2 separate regions of the Homo sapiens genome follow, and region 2 is linked to region 1. Evidence: chromatin loops called from intact Hi-C (ENCODE). Cell type or tissue: heart right ventricle. All regions are shown on one strand. Region 1 holds the start of LOC124907880 (a long non-coding RNA gene). Region 2 overlaps GLI2 (GLI family zinc finger 2).

Region 1 (5,000 bases):
GAGCTCACTGCATGCAAACAGTAGCTGGGCCAGGTCCTGCTGTCTGCATAGATGCCCTGCCCCCCATGTAACACAGTTGCCACCCGACTACTGTCAGAAGGATCAGGATTCTGAACTTAAGGAGTTCTGTCCTCGCCACTAGGAGGGACGGGGTCCTTCTGGCAAGGGTCCCATCAGGAAAGAGTTGGAGGCTCCATTCCACCAGCCTCCAGCATGGTCTAGTTCTCCCCCGAGGCTGAGGAAAAGTTTGGTTCCCTTCCCTTGTTTTCTTTCTGTGGCCTTTGCGGTGCCCTTGGAGGCAGTACCACCCAAGAAGGGGTTCTGCTTTTCAGTTTTGCTGACCCGGGAGCGTTGGGGTTGAGCTTTTTGTGTAAGTGACCGGGACAAACCTCTGATCCCTTTGCAACCCCATGGCCCTATAGAAGTGTCGCTGAAGCAGCGTCTGGTTTGACCATCTTCTCCCCATCCCTGCCATCCCAGGAAGCCACCTGACTCATCTCAAGGGCTGCTGTATGCCGTGGGGAGGGTATATGCGGTGCTCAGATAGTGCCAGCCAACGCCTGCTCATGCAGCCCCTCTGCATTCAAGGCTTTGCCATGCGTCCCACTCCGGGTACCCCAGGCAGGCCAGGCTCTCTCTCTGGACCTGGCACCCCCCCTGTTCAAGAGAGGGAAGAGCAGGCCATTTCCAGCCCAACACCCTGTGCCTGGGGCCAGCACTGCCCAGACTCAGAGTGGGGATGCAGTTGGTGTTTATGGGACTCACTCTTGCTCCCCATGCTGAAAGATGTCCACAGTTCCTTCAAGATTCGAGGAAGGCCCATGCAGGCCTGAGCTGATTTCTTGGCTTAAGATGGGGTCCCATAGCCCCCCGCCTCCTGCATAAGAAACATGTCTTACTCTAGAGGCCTCAGCCTGTGCTTCTGCAGGAATGTAGCAGAGGGTGTTGGGGATAGGGTAGGGCTGGAGCTTGGCCACAGTCAGAGGGTCTCGGGTAGGGACGTGGAGTCTGAGCCTGTGACGAGGAGAGCTACGGGACAGGTCAGGGCAAGGGCAGCGGGTGGCCGACTCTGGAGTGCCCCCCTCCTGGTCAGGGCCCTTCCTCCCATCCTGTCCTGGGATTAATGTCAAATGTCTTGTGCTTAATGGTTTAATGTCAAATGTCTTGTACTTAATGGTAATCCCATTGCTTAAGGTAAGATCTCCCTTTTGGGGACAGAAGAGCTGTTTTTCATATTCTTGATGCCTTGAGATCAGATGCAAAAGAAGGTATAGAATGCCATTGGGGTGACAAAGAGTGATGACGACAATAGCAATGACCCCTCCCCACCCCATTATGTCTCCTGCCATCCCCCACCCCCATTAGCAGAAAATGCAGCATCCTTGCACATGGCACCTGGCAGACAGGGCGGGTGGTGAGTGGCTGAGTGGAATCAGCAGTCCGGGCAGCCCTCACCAGCGGGTCCGTGAGCTTTGGAGGTGCTGAGGTTCCAGTCTTCTGTTTGATTGGAACTCCGTGTCCCAAAGTACTTTTCACGTGCCCACTCCCTGCGGAAGGGAAAAGAGGGTGGGTGTGATTTTCCACAGCTTGATTCGAAAGACTGAAACTCGATGAGTGACATTTCAGGCTGGCTGGGGATGTGGGTTCAGATCCCCCCATGACCCCTGTGTGTGAGGAGCCACCTTCACCTGCACTGCCCGCAGGGACTCCACTTCCAGGCTCTGCAGCTCTCAGTGCCCTCAGGGAACTGCAGGGAGCCGGCTCAGAAGGTGCACAGTGGCCTGGGGGCCAGTCATGTCTTTCACAGCCTTGTGCGCCTTGGACAAGTCTCCCTCCCTTCCCGGGCCTCAATTTCCCCTTCTTACCCAGTGGGCTGCCTAGTCCACATGGCCCCTAAGATCCCACCCAGCTTCCTCTTCCTCTTGGGGCCACAGAGTCAGGAGTTGGAGGCAGCATGACCCCCAAGTTCCAGACCCTGGAGGGCAGCCGCTGCCCCTGGAAGGCATGCCGACGTCAGCTTCTCCCGGGAGGCGGAATTCATGCGGGCCCTAGTCTGAGAAAGGCACCCGCAGGGTGGACAGCATGCTGCCCGCCAGCAGTGTGGCTGGATCCCCGAGTCCAGCCAGCCTTTCCGTTAGCCAGCCAGCCAGCGAGCGCTCCTAAACCCTGGCCGCCGCCGGTTATAAATGATTCATGCAGCCCCGCCTCCCTCGGCGGCCACTTGATGTTCCCTGCGCTCCAGCCCGGCGGTCCACCGCCTCTCCTGCCGCTGGGCAGTGCCGCCGCTGGGCAGTGCCCTCCCCGCACCGCCGCCCCTCTGGGTGCTGCGTCCCTCCGCCCTCCCCGCACGCTGGGTAAGTTGAAGGAGGACGGCAGCTTTTCCGGAGACGCTCCCTGGAAAGGAGTGCTGATGAGGCCGCTCTTGTGTGTGAAGGCCTGGCCTGCAGCGCCCTTCTCCCACGTCCCTTCCCCTTGTCTGCTGCGCTCCAAGTTTGAAGCCAGCAAGCATAAGTAGGCGCCAAGGCAGGGAGGCTGTGCTGGGCCTCAGGCGGGGGGAGCTGGAGGGAAGGAGGGAGGGAGGATGGGGGAGGAAAGGAAGGAACTGGGTGGACACAGCTGGAGGGGAGGAGAGAGAGGGAATGTGGGGAGGCATGGAGGCACTGCCGAGAAAATGGAGCAAGAAAGTGAGGCGGCTCCTGCGTGGACCCAGGCGAGCGTGCCAGGGACTGGGGGCTCTGGAAGATTCACACTGTCAGCCGTAGGCGTTCTTTCCTGCCCCCCCAGCCTCCCGCAACGGATGTACTCCGAGCCCTTCGAACTCTCGGGGTACCAGTGAGAACTCTGAACTGAGAGTTTCTTCTGAGATCCGGCAAAGCCGAGCTTCTGAGAGCTCAGTCTTCGCCACTTCAATTCCCCGCGGTTTGAGCTGCAAGGAGGACTCCAGACAAGAAGCTTTATTGTCTGCGAGTCCCAGCTCACGGTTACTTAGAAAAACATGTGTGTGTTAAAACAGCTTCCCGGGGGACCATGCTGTTTTCGCGTGAGGAATGAATTTGGGGAAAGTTAAGTATAGGAGAGAAGGAAACAAAATCATATCGAACAGGAATGTTCTGGAGGCTTGGCAAAATCTAGAAGACACTTTATTTCATCGTCTTTTTTCTTTGCAACATCTATCGAATCTTTCTTCTTTTGACTTTCTAAAGGGCTTTACCCAGCCCTGCCTTCTGGGCCCCAGAGGTCCTAAAAGTGGGAGGACTTTTTCCAGTGGGAGGTGATGCTGCCCCTAAGGCCTTGCAGGGAAGGAACAGGCAGGGGCAGCTGGCCCCCTCCCTCCTGGGGACACTTGCATTTTCCCTTTGCCATTCAGAAACAAAGTTAGGTAAGGAGGTGAGACCTTCCTGGGAGCTGCCTTTTGGGAAATGGTGATTGTGACCTCAAATCATGTCAGAGTGTGACTTGCTAGAAGAGAAATGGTCGAGGGAAGAGGGGGCGGGTGACTGGAACCCTCAGGTAACAGGTAGGGATGCAGCAGCAGTGTCCTGGAAAGACCCTTCTGTGCATTTTGTGGGGAGACTTTCCAGGCCAAGGCAAGGAGAACGTGTGGCATCTTCTGAGAGGGAAAGAGGAGCTCAAGGAAGAGGGGAAAGGTCATTGCCCTTGGACCTTGCAGGAAGCAAGGTGCAGGGGCGGGCACATCGTATTGGAGGTCATGAGATTTGGGATCCTCTCAGTGCACTGGGAAGGACATGACCAGGTGGTTGTGTGGGGACATGGCTCTAGCTGCTTTCTGGAGACAGGACTGGGCCAAGAGTTCTCTATTCTGTTCCATTGGTCTATGTGCCTGTTTTTGTACCAATGCTTTTTTGGCAGGGAGGTCACAGAGGAGACCATTTCTGGGCCTGGAATTCCTGAGAGTGGCCTGGCCCCAGTGGGGACAGGGAGGGGAGAGAAGCAACCTGGGGCACACTTCCCTAGCCAGTCCTATGTTTGTGAGACCTGGGAGGGCTGTGGTCAGGGGGCTGGGCCCTGGGGGCAACAGTGCCTTTGCATTTGAACACAAAGTGCCACTTGGTATAATGGGCACAGCTCAGTCTTGGCTGTTCTTGAGTTTTAAACAAATCATGATCCCCACCTTCCAAACAATTTAGTTTTTTTCCCCTAGCTAGCCCCATCACAAACTTTTGAAGCATGAAATGAATTTTGCTGGCCCTCACCAATAGGATCCTTTCCCTAGATAATGGATTTTATGAAATGGCCATAATCCTCCTAGGTAATGAGCAAAAGCTACACTCTCCACTTGGGTCCAGCATTCCTCTTCCTGATTTATGATAGATTGGTTAAAATAGTAAACTGATAGCAGTTGCAAAATAGTCATCAATCACCAGGCAGTGTCGCTTAAACTACAGAAAGGTTTCCAGAAGTGAGATGCTGGAAGCCAGAGAGAGAACAATTTGGCAATACCAAAGGCATAAAGCACCAATGAAATCAAATCTCTGTATTTGTATTCTGAAGACAGAGGAGTAGAGTGGCTCAGGGTACTAAGGAAGGAAGGAAATGCAAGCAAACCCGTTCCCCAAGGTCAAAGGACACCCCCTCCTGAGCTCCAGGCTGCAGGGGGCCCTGCAGGGGGACCTTCAGTCCAGGGAGTTCTTCAGGGGGACTGTCCAGAGGGCTCTGCAGGGTGCTGCAGAGCTCTCACCAGTAGGTTTAGTGTTCTGTTTCTCTTTCTAGACAGTTTTGGAAAGTTTTCCAATTTCTAACATGTATAAATATGTTGGGCTAATATACAGTAATGGCTTTTAAAGCAAAGTTTTTCAAAAGTATAAGAGGATTGAAGTGCAAAGCTATCAAGGCCATGCCCAGGTCTCACCCGTGCTCCCTCACCCCCTTGCCCCTTCGTCCAGACACCTGGCCTGCCACACCCAGCCCAGGACAGAACTTTTCTTTCCTCCTGTACGCTGAGCTGTCAGACCATGAGTGTTCATCATGGGCTGAGGTGA
Region 2 (5,000 bases), 96 kb before region 1:
CCTATTCCTGTGGCTTCTCAGTGATGAAGACTTGACAAGGGTCCTCATTTGAAAACGATCCAACAGCAAGAGCATCTCTGACAGGAAGTAGCTCCTTCCTCCCAAAGAGCACCGCTCACCTCCAGAATCCACTCTCTCTGGAGCCCCCACTTGGTGCCCAGCCTGGTGGTCTGGCACTAGCTCCCGCCGCCAGTGTTGACTGAATGAAAGGACAAAGCTGTAGATGGGAGGAATGGAGGAAAATCAGGAGAGGGCTAAAGCGCACAGGCCCCTAACTTTTTGGTGAGCCCATGGCCAGTGTTGGGCAGCAAGTACTGTCCCAGTCCAGTGAGCCCTTTCTGCTGCAGGATGGGGGATTCCGGGGCTCCATGGGTGCCGGGGCCTGGGGGCATCCCCTGAACCTCAGTGCCCTGTGCATTTAGTTCCTTCTCTCCTGGAAGTTGTCTCTGTAGAAGGACCCCTCCAGGCCCTAGAGACCTGGCCCAGCGCTCCCAGCTACTGGGGAGTTGTCCATGCTCACCCTAGGTGACAATGAGGGTTTAACACTAGGTCCTTCTAGGAAATAACTTACAGAAGGCAAGCTCAGAGTCTTGCCCCTGCAGTGCTCATGCATGTGCGTGCATGCATGTACACATGTGCTGTGCGGCTGTGTGAGAGCGTGTGTGTGTTTGGGCACATTTGTGAATGTAGGGGTGTGTCTGTGACTGCTTCTGTGTGCATTTGCTTGCGTCTGTATGTGAGTGCATTTCTGAGTGTGCATGTGTTTGGGAGTGTGCGTCTCTGCCTGTTTGGGAGTGTGTTGGGAATGTGTGTCTGCTTGTGCATGGGCTTTAAGTGTGTGGAAGTTTGGGTGCACAAACACTGTGTGTGTGTGTGCATGTGCATGTGTGGGCACAGCCTCTAGAAGGCAGCATGACTGGATGGGTCCTGGCTGACAAGTAGGTGCCTGCTGCCTCCTGTCCCCTCATTTTGGCCCTGCAGAAGGAGGGAGCTGCCTGGGTCATGCTGACTGAGAGGAAGCCTGGTGCTCAGTTCTCCTGGCCCCAGCCCCTAGTGATAATCACTGTTTTCGGGTTGTATTCAGGGATCCAAATCACAAAGAATATAGCTTGGCGGCTCCTAGAATTGAACACCTCGGTGGCCCCATATGAGGCTTCCATGTTCCCAGCACCCAGCTCCAAACACAAACACATCCACTGTTCTCCCTGATGGCTGCCTTTCCATCCCCCACCCCCAGCCTCCTCCTGTCCAGGCCTTGCCTGGCTGTCTCTTGCTGGAATGCCTCATCTGCCCCCATCTCCTACCCTTCCATGCCCTGTGGTGGGTCCCCGAGCACGGGGCCCAGCTTCAGGACCCATAGGGGTTTAGCTGTCTGTCTTCCCAGTTGGACCAGGAGTGCACTGAGGGTGGGAGCAGTGTTTTGTGTGTGTGTCTCATCTTGGTGCCTGATGCAGGCATCAGGGGACCCAGGAGCTGTTGCTGATCACTGGATGACACCAGGGAAGGTGCTCTGTATTTGGGATTTGGGCTGCCATTGCTGGACGACAGCCACACGCTGCCTGCTTCCTGACAGCCAGGAATGATGTGAGGTGGGACATGGGTGCAGTTTCTGGCTTGCCTCTCTCGTGCTCTGAGGTCTTGGGCAAGGCAGTGAACCTCAGGGACCCTCAATTTCCTCATTGTGAATTAAGCTGGTAGCACAGAGCGTTGTGCAGCTCAGGGATGGTCACCAATGGAAAGTGCTCAGCAGCGGGCCAGGTGCCTGTTGGGTGTTCTCAAACTATAATGATTATGTTTGGGCTCAGCCATCAGTGCTGACCACCTACCCTCCAGGCTGCTGGGACCTGGTGGAAGGGGCCTCCTCTGCATGCCCACCACACCGTCCACGCCCTTAGACTCCCACCTGCCGAGCCTGAGTTAACTCTTTGAGCTCAGAGCCTAGTTATGACATCCATTTTTGCCCCACTTGCCCAGGCCCAGACTCACCAGGAATCTGCATTTTGTCTGGCTGCCTGTGGCTCTGTGGCAGCGAATCAGAGACTTTTGGAAAGCCTGCCAGAGTGAACCTGAAAGGCAGCCATGGATACCACCCTGGGGTACGTTGGTGGGCTCTGCCTGTGTCCTGGCTTTGCAGGATCTCAGCCCTCTTCACTGTGCTCTGCATGAGGAGGCGGGCCGGCACAGAGAGTGGTGGCAGCAGCTCAGGCAGGACCCTTCCCTGTGTCGCTCAGCCCATTGGCAGGTGTCCAGCACGTGCCGCTTGGGTTCAGCACTCTTCTGGGCCCAAGGAATGAGAGCTATGCTGTGCGATTGGGGCGGACACTTGCCTTGCTCCTCACCAGCTCTGTGACCTCGGGCAAATGGCTTCAGGTTTCTGAGGCTTGGCCTCCGCATCTGTAAAATGACTGGTGAGGCTGGCTGTTTTCCAAGCGTCCTTCCTTTCAACTTAGAGTTCTTGATTCTAAGGGGTCGATCAAAGGCCTTCCTTCTCAAAGACTTTTGCCATCTTCTGTGAAGACAGAAGATGTTTCTGTTGAAAGCCAGTGCTCTGGGAGAGTAGTGTGACTTAGTGCGGCTCTGACTGCCCTTCCAGTCGGGAGGCTGTGAGTCATTGGGCTGGAGCCCAGAGCTGTCTTAGGGGGCCTTCTGCCTGTCCCAGCCTTAGGCTGTCTGATGCAGACCTTGTGGCCACAGGGTCTGTGACTAGCAGCATTCAGATGCTCAGCCAAGCACTGAGTCTTCTGCCTTCCAGAGGGGCCACTGGGCTTGCTGGACCAGGACTCCTCAAAGTTAGAAGGGGAGTGGAAGCCAGCAACCAAGTAGGTGGTGTGGCCCTCCCCACTTCCTCCATGGCCAACGCCCACGGTGCTTGCAGACTGCACAGTCGTATTTTATGCCTCCAGTGCTTGGATTTGTATAACTCTCTCCTGACTGGCCTCCCTGCTGTCAGGCCATCCTTGTTTTCGGAGTGACCCCTGTCAAATGCTATGAGGTCATGCTACTCCCTGACTTAAACTCCCATTGCCTAACGCACACAGATGGAGGGGGATGCAGGGTGATGGAGGCTGGGTTTTGTCTCTGTGCTAGGGCAGTTTGATTGATAGAGATTGCCTGGTGCCCTGAGTGAGAAGGACCCCAGGGGCTGCTGGGAGAAGCACTGTGATTGATTAGCAATGCCTGCCTTGGACCAGGAGAGGGTAGACAGTGCTGGTCCTGTGTGAACCTCAAGACTGGATGCCATTCAAATTCTTGGGTAACCCGCAAGGTCTCCTTTCTCTGAGGAGCCTTCCCTCCCCATCTCCAGCTCCCCAAGACTCAGCACCCTGTTCTGCAAGTCACTATTGGTCTTGTGTTTTGTTTGTTTGTTTCCACTCAGCAAGCCTCCAGAGGTCATAGAGCACACTTGTTTTGCTTTCTATATGGGCTAGTGTGGAGCCTCGCAGCCAGGGAGCACACCAGCATCATCAATGGCAGAGGGAATGTTTTAACTCTGAGTCCCCAGGAGCACCCCGGCTGCCCACTCCTGGCTGAGTGATAGGAAGGAGGCCTGCTGAGCCCTTCGGGCCTGGCCATAGGCCCAGAGGTTCCCAGGTCTGCCTGCCTGACCCTTGGCCCTTGTTGGAGAAGGCGGAATGAATATCTTCTGCTGTGGACAAATGTTTTAAGAGTATATTCCTAATAATTATAAACAATTTGTGCTCAAGGTAATAATGTAGAAGTTCAGGAAAACATAGATGAAGAAGAAAGAAGCCATTGACCGTGGCATTCTTCAGCAGCAATGCTGGTAAGAGGCACATTTCCTTCTGGGGCCTCTTCTCCAGCATGCAGCCACCGTTAGGACAGCCTCCTGCATTTGCAACTTTGCATCTGGGTTTCAAATTCTTGGGTACCCCGCAAGGTCTCCTTCCTCTGAGGAGCCTTCCCTCCCCTCTCCTTGATATTTTAGCATAAACCCTTCCCATGTTATTATATCAATGTGTAAATATTGCTCTCAATGTCTGATATCCCATTGTGTGGACATGCCGTGATTACTTAACCAGCCCCTTATTTTTGGCCATTTGCAGTTGTTTTCACTATTTTGACAGTATGTGCTTTCCTGTGACAAACAACTTTGTGGTGACAGCTCTTTTGAGGTCCCTGTGGAGTAGACTGCTCGAAGTGTAACAAGTGGGTCAGAGTGAGAACTTTGTTAAGCTCTGAATAAGTCTTTTGGGGGAAAAGGGGAGAAAGAGCCAGTCTTAGAGCGTAGGCCTGTAGCATCCGGGCCCGGGTAGGATATCGGTGTGCCTGATGGTGAGTGGCATTCTGAGACTCTGCTTTTCTGAGAGGAAAGCCAAGCCCTGCAGTGTGAGGGGGAAGAATCCCACACATTATGTGTGGCATCCTGTCACCCGCGGTGACAGCCCAGGCAGGGATGGGAAAGCCGTTGGGGGCTCCTCATTCAGGCACTGCAGCCTGACGTGCTGATGTTGGCCTTGTCCCTGCTTTCAGATGCCATGCCGGCCCCTGATGCTGTCTGCGGCTGCCAGCTGTGCCAGGCTGGGCATTGGTTGGTGCTGAAGAGGGATGATAGGCCCTGCGCGTCTGTTGCGTGCTTGGGTACAGTAGCGGCACAGTATCTGCCCTCAGGTAGCCCCCAGTTGGCTGTGGGGTGAGGGAAGTGATTGGGCCAGCAGAACTGCATGTGCATAGTCGCAGGTGGCAGGTGGCAGGCAGCACGGCCTTGGGGCTCAAAGTGGGGCAGGATAATGAGCTCAGCCAGGCCGCTTCATGGAGGGGGAGATGTGCTTCAGCGGTGTTGGAGGCTCATTAGGAGCTTGCTGGGTTGTGCCTCCTGGCCAGGGGGACCTCACCTACCTACCTCCCTTCCCTCCCTCCCTGCCTCCCTCCTTCCTTCCTTCCTTCCTTCCTTCCTTCCCTCCCTCCCTCCCTCCCTCCTTCCCTCCCTCCTTCCCTCTCTCCTTCCCTCTCTGGCTTCCTCCCCCCTTTCTTCCCTCCCT

Evidence for each region. A loop is a pair of places that touch in the nucleus more often than their neighbours do. Peaks named below come from ENCODE experiments on the same cell type or tissue, not always from the same donor. Only the 100,000 strongest peaks of a DNase experiment are listed, where the experiment ranks them.
Region 2: it touches region 1 in a loop (1.9-fold over the local background); 2 of 110 quality-filtered maps call a loop at or near these places.

Annotation. Positions count from the first base shown.
Region 1 is chr2:120,865,245-120,870,244 of GRCh38, forward strand. The region is part of intron 2 of GLI2 (GLI family zinc finger 2); the gene reads left to right. LOC124907880 (a long non-coding RNA gene) reads right to left here and starts at 2,158. Exons shown (of 2, transcript XR_007087220.1): 1 at 1,866-2,158; 2 at 1,136-1,547. In heart right ventricle, no CTCF peak of the experiment used is centred here; DNase peaks (open chromatin) are centred at 2,227 and 2,617; H3K4me3 peaks cover 1,667 bases; H3K27ac peaks cover 2,447 bases; H3K27me3 peaks cover 2,010 bases.
Region 2 is chr2:120,769,017-120,774,016 of GRCh38, forward strand. All of the region lies in intron 1 of GLI2 (GLI family zinc finger 2), which reads left to right. Among named protein-coding and RNA genes, the nearest start is that of GLI2, 36 kb to the left of the region's middle. RefSeq lists enhancers at 1-52, 4,567-5,000. In heart right ventricle, no CTCF peak of the experiment used is centred here; a DNase peak (open chromatin) is centred at 2,687; H3K27ac peaks cover 1,717 bases.